Linked DNA regions of Homo sapiens: region 1 is linked to region 2. A link is a loop called in an ENCODE intact Hi-C map of the cell type or tissue named here. Cell type or tissue: PC-3. All regions are shown on one strand. Each heading gives the region's core, and the rest is flanking DNA. Links, peaks and the distances in the headings are about the cores only.

Evidence for each region. Hi-C counts contacts between places; a loop is a spot of excess contacts. Peaks named below come from ENCODE experiments on the same cell type or tissue, not always from the same donor. Only the 100,000 strongest peaks of a DNase experiment are listed, where the experiment ranks them.
Region 1: it touches region 2 in a loop (3-fold over the local background); 1 of 110 quality-filtered maps calls a loop at or near these places.

Annotation. Positions count from the first base shown.
Region 1 is chr10:34,524,874-34,529,271 of GRCh38, forward strand. All of the region lies in intron 2 of PARD3 (par-3 family cell polarity regulator), which reads right to left. Among named protein-coding and RNA genes, the nearest start is that of PARD3, 290 kb to the right of the region's middle. RefSeq lists enhancers at 1,127-1,882, 3,273-3,848. In PC-3, for the core only: CTCF peaks have their summits at 2,352 (motif pointing right) and 3,358 (motif pointing left); DNase peaks (open chromatin) are centred at 1,488, 2,018, 2,378 and 3,548; H3K4me3 peaks cover 2,787 bases; H3K27ac peaks cover 3,845 bases.
Region 2 is chr10:33,262,461-33,266,858 of GRCh38, forward strand. It overlaps NRP1 (neuropilin 1), which reads right to left. Exons shown (of 17, transcript NM_003873.7): 4 at 1,186-1,413. Among named protein-coding and RNA genes, the nearest start is that of NRP1, 70 kb to the right of the region's middle. RefSeq lists an enhancer at 1,266-2,465. In PC-3, for the core only: no CTCF peak of the experiment used is centred there; DNase peaks (open chromatin) are centred at 591, 1,261, 1,951, 3,021 and 1 weaker place; H3K4me3 peaks cover 1,472 bases; H3K27ac peaks cover 4,000 bases.

The DNA of each region.
Region 1 (4,398 bases), core at 107-4,106, 1.3 Mb after region 2:
AAGACTGGCAAATGGGCAAGATGAATAATCTCAGAAGCAAATGCGATGATGTAGTAACTAATTATTACGTAGACACAACAAAAAGGGAACTAAAAATCAATTTGTAAGCTTTCTGATGACTGAATTTACTTTAATGACACAGAGACAATACTAAATCCTTAATCATTCTCTGAGCCTTACTTGCTAGCATGGTTCATTAAAAACTCATTTAAATAGAGCTAGTGTTTAACTGGACGAGTAAGCAAAAGGATATATTTGAACCAATGATGTTTTGTAATCATAGTAATACAAACTATACCAATAAAAACTCGCTACAGAACAAGAATCTTAAGCTTGCCACTGGAAAACTTTAAATGTTATGCATGTGAGATTAATTCCACGCTTCATCAGCATATTAAGAAGGGTATATACTGTCTGATAAAAAAGACCTAAAACTTAGAAAAGAACACTAAAATACCATGAGCACATTAAAGACTAGCGAATGTTCCTACTGGCTAAGCCAAGAATGGCAAAGTGTGGATAGACTTTCTCGTACACAGTACCAGGAAACTTGACCTCAAACCCGTCTCAGGCTCTAGCCCCATGGTTTGTGATATTAGAGCAGTACCTCACCTATGGGTATATGTTCCAGCCTTGCCACTCTGCCAACCTTCCAACATATCTAAGAGGGAGTAACGTGGAAACAGGGGTCAACAGCATAGTGTTCTAATCTGTGAACAATTTAGCTTGACAATTCATATGTTTACGTGTATCCAGAAATGCCTGCATTAACAAATGATAAATAAGAGAATCCCTCAATAGTAACTCTTTAAATTAACAACACAGTCTGCAGTAGGGATTTTGCTTAAAAGAAAAAAAAAAGATTTTTTTTTTCTAAGAGGCGTGAGCCTCTGTGCCCGGCCAAAATATTTTTATTAATCAAAAGTCCACCAGGCATGGTGGGTCATGCCTGTAATTCCAGCACTTTGGGAGGTAGAGGTAGGTAGATCATGAGGTCAAGAGATGGAGACCATCCTGGCCAACATGGTGAAACCTCGTCTCTACTAAAAATACAAAAATTAGCTGGGCGTGGTGGCACACACCTGCAGTCTCAGCTACTCGGGAGGCTGAGGCAAGGGGAATCGCTTGAACGTGGGAGATGGAGGTTGCGGTGAGCCAAGATCGCACCACTGCACTTCAGCCTGGTGGCAGAGAGAGACTCCGTATCAAAAAAAAAAAAAAAAAAAAAAAAAATCCAACACCATGTAGGAAATAGATAGGTCTTAACGAGATAAACCAAAATCTCTCTTTCTCTCATACACAGACACACACACAGCCTCTCTAAACTGTAATTAAAAGACAACCACCACCAAAACCCACAGCACCAATCACAATGTTAAACGTTAGTGAGCAAGCAACTGGGGGTGAAATACTTTCCATCTTCTTCCTAATCTCCACTAAACACCACTCCCTTCACTCCCAGGCATAAGTCACATCCTGAAATCTCCCCCAGTCCCTACGCTGTAATAGTCCCAGGGCATGAAAAGCTGCCAATGTGAATGCACAACCCAGAAACATAGCAGGACAGTCACGACCAGGCAGGAGCATGCCCTGCTCTCCTGCTCCTCTGAATGTCTGCATCCACTGGTGAGTCCACAAAAACAGAGCTGAGATCCTTAGTGGGAAGGCCCTTCCTTTCTAGTCTTTCAGAGCTGAGATCTTTAGTTAGGAAGGCCCTTTCTTTCTAGTCTTTTTACCTCTTCAGCTAGCTGGATATAGTAAACCAGGGCTTGGTTCCACGGGTGGGGAGCCCTTGTCTCCATACCCACACACCACCCTCAAACCCTCCTCCTGCTGTGCCACCAGCAAGTTACGAATGTTTAGATGCAGGGAAAGTAGGAGTCCCACTTAAGCTACAACTGCCTCCTCCTACCAACTTGTACCGTTGAGCTCCCTGCTACAGTTCATATCCAGTGTCGTCAGAAACAAGGGTAATTCCGTCTCTACCATCAAGTAATACCATCTCACAGAACCGAGACATTCCCTCGTTGGGCTTCCTTAACGCATCACTCATTCCATTGTTGAACTTGTAAAAAATGACTCATCACTAAAATGTCTTGCCATCTGGTAAACTCTATACTTTATTTTTTGGCAATCAGTAGTGGAAAACTTTTCATTCTAAAATAGAAACTTGAAGGATCACTTCCTTAGTCCTAAATTTTGCAAATTATATTTAAAATGAGAAGCACTAGAAAAGAAAACTTGGCTGTGGCTTTGGCCAATCAATCAGAACTGGGAAGCAGTTAAGCAATTTGCACAAAGTCATGGAAAACTTCTCCACACAATGTTAGGTCTAGAGATGATGCAGCAGGGGTCAGCACATCACCAGCCCTGGCATTTAAAGACAAGATGGTATTTCCAACTCTAAGAACTAGCCTTGTTTCCAAGGCAACCTGCCCTTTGTATAGGGGACTCACTTGGGAGTTCATAATCCCTTTACCTGCTGACTTCACAATTTGAACAAGAACCTCAGCAATGACTTAGCTTCCATCTAAAAGCATCACAAGAAAAACTGAGGGCCGTTTAACTACTTTAAAGGAAGAAAGGAATTCAGATGATTCTATTAAGACATGGGCTGGAGTGGGGAGGGTAGATAGAGAAGAAAAAAGTGATTCAGAAAAAAAGAAGAAAGTAGAACTAGGAGTTGCTGCTTAACAGTGATTTATTTTCAAATTAAGATATATCAAACCCACCACTTCTGTTCACTTCAAGTTCTGAATGAAAGTCCAGGTGAAAATGACACACAATGAAAACCTCAAATTCATTCTGACAACCACAAACCAATATTAGCAAAAGATCAAAGTTCAATAAATTTATTTTGTAAAATGTAAGGTTAATATTACAGTACAAAATGACTTTCAGTTTAATTTGCATGCAAGAAGGAAGGGTGTGATTTTTAAATACCCACCCAGGGGCAAAGATGAAAAACTTCATTTTCTGACTCCTTTTTTGCTACTCTCATTATTTCAACACCTTCTACAAAGGAGAGATAACGGTGTCCTTGACATTAGCCTAAATTATCTTCAGTATGCAATACAATACTGATTAAATTAGGCTCATTTTAATCAACTGGCAGGTTTATTCAAAAAGTAACTAAATAATAAAATTCTTTTTATCAACTCTTCATTAGTATAACCTGTTTAGCAATGTTTTTAAAAAACTGAACACAGAATAAATATTGTGTGCCCATCTTTTCACTCCCATATTTGACAGGTAAAAGAAATAACTTGCAAGTTAAATATTTCCCCCAATCCACAAATTGCTTTAATACTGAAATTTAATGCCAATCTTCTGGAAGGTAAATACTAGTGCCATCTAATGGACTTAGTCAAGCACAAAGAGTTTAAAAATTTTAAGTTTTAAAGAAAATCTATTCTAAGGAAAGCCAAACCCTCTACTTGCCTTCATTTGCTTCCCAAGACAACGTCCACACAAGTGACCCAGAATAATGGAGATGGAGACACTTTATCCTGCGGTTTGCCAGGAATTCCACTCATTCTACCACCACAAGGTTGCTAATCATGAATGAGCTCTCAAGATGAGTCAGCCTCAAACAACTCACCAGCTGCGTGGCCCTAGGTAACTTCTTCACTCCTCTGGGCTCAGTAGTGATAGGTTTTGTTTTGTTTTGTTTTGTTTTGTTTTTTCCCCATAAATTTCATTTGATTATGACAAATTGCTTAGGATGTTTCCTGTAAGTAGCAAGTTTTTAAGAAATGTTACTAATATTTGAGAAAGTTTCAAGAGACTGAGGTAATCAAGAGGGGAAGATGAAAGACAACTAAGTTAAGCCATATAGACTTTATCCTGAAAACTGCGGGGTGTCATTAACACACAGCAGTTTAACTTGCATTTATTCTGCACGAGGTTTCAAGGGGTATGGAGAAGGACTAGGAGGGTAAACACTCGTAGCTCATTAGTCTAATAATGAAGAAGTCATGAGGGCCAAGGCTAATGGAAAGGTGGTGAAAAGACAATCAGGATGTATAATTATTCAAATGCAGAATGGAGACTTATTTAAAAGGACTTGGTATGTGGTGGATGGGTGCCATTATGAAGGAAAATGACAGATTTTAGGTGTCTAGGTTTGTCATTTGGGTGGTTGGGCAGAGGACAGGCACAAGGACAAACAAAAACAAAAGATGATGCATTCAGTTACAGGGAAAACTATCACATGCTCTCAGCCAGTTCCTGGGACACAACTGGAGATGGGAGTCCATGGTACAAAAAAGAGTTCGAGGCTAACTACTTGTAATTGGGTGCCGTCCACACTTAGGTACAATTGAAGCCACAGGTTTCATCCAATCTGAATGCGGATCACCCATGGAAATCAGAACTCAAACCTGGGTAACTGCTGAG
Region 2 (4,398 bases), core at 186-4,185:
GGGAGGCTGAGGCAGGAGGATCTCTTGAGGTCAGGAGTTCGAGACCAGCCTGGCCAACATGGTGAAAACCCGTCTCTACCAAAAATGCAAAAATTAGCTGAGTGTGGTGGTGTGCACCTGTAATCCCAGCTACTCGGGAGGCTGAGGCAGAAGAATTGCTTGAACCTGGGAGGCGGAGGTTGCAGTGAGCCGAGATTGCTCCACTGAACTCCAGCCTGGGTGACAAGAGCAAAACTCTGTCTCAAAAAAAAAAAAAAAAAAAGTCTAACCTCACCACCCTATTTAAAATTTCAACCTATACCTCCCCACTCCCAACTTCTCATCCCTTGACTCTGCTGTACTTTTTCTTGCTTTCATTTGGGGAGATTTGTTTATAGCACTTCTCACCTTCTAACATTTCATGCACATAATTCATTTATTTGTAACGTGCATTGTTTATTGTTTCCTTCTACCTGGCAGAAGAGAAACTCCAAAGGGCAGCATCTTTCATTGTTTTGCTTACCCTGTGGCTAGGATGGTGCCTGGTACATGACAGATGCTCAGGAAATATTTTTTAGGTATATGAATGCATAGGTCAATGACTATAAATGATGTATTGAGGTGACTCAAATTCCCTAAGATGAAAAATCTGTAGAGAATGTACAGGGAACCTGTCTAAATTAGGAATGCCCAAACATTCTCGTTCCTTTTCCAAATTTTTGTTTTGTAGCATAACGGATGCATAGTTTAGCCTTAAAATTTTATTAAGTACTCAACCTCTCAGGTCCTTGGTCTCTGCATTTATAAAATGAGTGGTTTGATGTAATGGAATTACTAAGAGCCCATCCTCTTACAATCTGTGAATTAATGATGAGTAGCCAGGTCAGTGGATGAGCAAAATAGTTTAGAGAGAAAAACTATGTGTTTGTCTCAATTATATCACAAAAATAGCTAAAAGAACCTTTTGTAATCTTTCATGGCCTCAGCTTCTTATCTATAAAATGAAGGAATTGGACTAGATAATTACTAAGGTCTTCTTGAGCTCAAATATTTCATCACTGCTCTGAATATAGAGAGTTTTGCTTTGTTTTCCAGTGTCCTTTTGAGGTTTTTTTTAATGATTCATGTATCATGAGACTTGTAAAAGAATACTGGTGCCCTTCCTCCAGAACCTTCCCTTTTTGGGGTGCTTCCTGTCATTCTTACCATCAGGGAATCCATCCCAGATTTCTAGCCGGTCGTAGCGACAGAACATCCCCCCTGGAGGATTTGAGTCAGGCTCCAGGTCAAAGCTTTCAAATTCCAGGATAATCTCTGACATCTTTGGCACAAAGACAATATAAGTGCATTCAAGGCTGTTGGGATATTTTTCAGGGAATCCGGGGGACTTTATCACTCCACTAGGTGTTGTGTAGTTCTGGGAACATTCAGGACCTATGAGTAGAAGAGAAAAAGGAGTAAAGTGAAAATCCCACTTAAACAACTTCCCCAAGAAATAACCTGGGTAAAGACAGAACATCTTTCTAATAAAAGCCCGCCAGTATAACCACTGTTCTAATCATGTATTAGTCAGCCTTTTCATATTAGTAAAATGGGTATGGAAAGTCAAGTTCAGATTTATTGTGTTAACCTTAGCTTTCCATTTGTATGGAGCAATTTAAAGACTTCTGCTGTTGCAGGGAAAAATATGACAAATATAAAATCATGTGGGAACAATGAATGAGTAAGCTGCAGAAATCTCAACAGAGCCCTAGAGAAATAATTATGGCCCCTTCAAGCTTAAACCTTTAAATCTTGAGGCTGACAGCCCTTTATTGGTGAAATAGAACATTTATAAAGGCGAGGGAGAGAATTCAGTGGAGGCAGTTTGGGTTTCAGATTCCTACACCAGTGACTCAGTAACTCTGCCAGATGTGACCTATGCCTCTTTGACAAACGAAATGTGAAAGGTAATTCGTACATGTACCAAGGGTGAGTGACTCATTCTGAGTGGTGTTGACACAGGTGGGCCGGTAAAGTGTGGCTGTTAGTGAGGGCACGATAAACTGTGATTACAGGCCATGATGCCGGAAGTCACCTGATATCAATGCTGACATCCTAACCTTCCCCGAAGTATCAGACACAGTATAGTACGCCATTCTAAAATTGCATGTTAATAGATGTGTGTGTGTGTGTAATGCATATATTTATAATGTGTAATTTTAATGACTGTTCAGTACCACCAGGACTTTACAAATTATGGTGATTTGTCATTGAAATTGGTCAAGAGCATCCATGCATATAGTGCAGGTTGACCTTATGCCTGTATGAATGACTCCAATTTCAATTCATGGTAACCAGCATAGGGTGGTATTCACTACACAATTCAAAAACTGCCCTTCTTGGCCGGGTGTGCACAATGGCTCATGCCTGTAATGCCAGCACTTTGGGAGGCTGAGGTGGGCGGATCACCTGAGGTCAGGAGTTCGAGACCAGCCTGGCCAACATAGGGAAACCCCAGTCTCTACTAAAAATAGAAAAATTAGCTGGGCGTGGTCGTGGGCACCTGTAATCCCAGCTACCCAAGAGGCTGAGACAGGAGAATTGCTTGAACCCGGGAGGCAGAGGTTGCAGTGAGCCGAGATCACACCACTGCACTCCAGCCTGGGTGACAGAGCCAGCCAGACTCCGCCTCAAAAAACAAACAAACAAACAAACAAACAACAACCAAAAAAACCCAAAACTGCCTTCTCTACCAACATGAGCACATCAGCTCAGTCCCTGAATACCACCTGCTGCTATGATCTTCAAATAGCTACACTTAAGACACTTGTGAATCAGAGAAGTCTTTATCCTTTTGAATTTCAGGATCAAATCTGGGGGTGTTCAGTTCAACAACTCTTTTCCTGCATCATTTTCTCACAGTGGCTTGAAGGCAGACGTGATGGGGCCCCGGCAATGACATGCAAGGATTCAATTCTAAATAAGGTGCTTTGTTGAGATTGTTCTTAACTAAACATTCTCCCAAAGTGCCAGGCAACTAGAGGCGACTTATTAGACATCAATAGAGATTAAAGTTAACTAACTAGCAGGTCTCTAGTTTTAGTGATTCAGGTCAGGAGGCTGAATACCAACAGAGTGCATCTGGCAGCCTGTTGAGAAAACAAATCAATCCTTTCCTCCTCATGCACATATCGGCTATCCATGGATCCATGGCATTGCAGATGCAGAAGAATTCTTAGATGGGCCCAGTAAACCTGGTCTGCAGAGGTCTGACTTATTTGAAATACCTCTCAAACCTTCTTGGACGTGGCTCACCCTTCACCATGAGAGCTGCAAATGCTTATCTATTTGATTCTGGTTCAAAAGTTGGTAACGTGGCAATTCGCCAGGTCAGTTCCAGGTAGAGATTATGACATGTGCTGTATGGTTTATAATCTTAGTTTCTAAATTACTCTGGTGGCTTCTGAGATGACAGCGACTATGCTAATTTGAGTCATTTATCCACAAAGAAAAAATATATATATACATACATGATATTGGGGACCCTTTAGGATTTTATATCCACAGTGTAGAAACAGTTACCCTGGAGACCTCCAAACTCTTCCCTGGGGAAAAAACCGCTTTGGCTACATTCTTGTAAGCCATGGTTTATTAGTATCTGCATGAAACAGCAAGGTTTCATGCAGATACTAATATTTTCTCCTTCTTAAAAAGATAAAATGTTTCAGTTCAGATTAAGATTTATTGAGAAAAAAATGACAGGAATTAAGGTCATACTTTCAAAAGCAAGTGAATTTTGGTGCTTTCACTTTGCCCTTGTCATGCTATGGAAGTGATCCCAGGTTTTCTTGTGTATTTCGACAAAACATGGGGACATTCCATGGGGCGATGGACAAGAACTGGATGGAGCCCCAGGAGACCTGAATCCCAGTCCTGAGATTCACTCACCCGCTGTGTAAACTTGGGTGGCCTCTCAACATTTCTGGTTCTCAAATTCTGCGCATGACAAATGTGAGTTGGACTTTAGAATTTGAAAACTAAAATCTCTTCCAATTTAAAGATTCTGTAACTTCATATTTTGTCCACTATACACCAAAATTTGTTTTAATATTTTCCTTATTCACTGTTGTTTCAGTTTACCATAGTTGAAGAAGCACTTTCTCGCAAAAGGACAATGGCAGAAAAGGGGTTAAGAAAGTCCATGGTGAATACACGTGATAGTGTTTGGATCTGTGTCCCCACCAAATCTCATGTCGAATTGTAATCCCCAATGGTGGAGGTGGGGTCTGGTGGGAGGTGATTGAATCATGGGGGTGGATTTCTCATGAATAGTTTAGCACTATCCCCTCTTGGCCTTGTCCTTGCAATAGTAAGTGAGTTCTCATGAGAACTGGTTGTTTAAAAACGTGTACCATCCTGGCTAACACGGTGAAACCC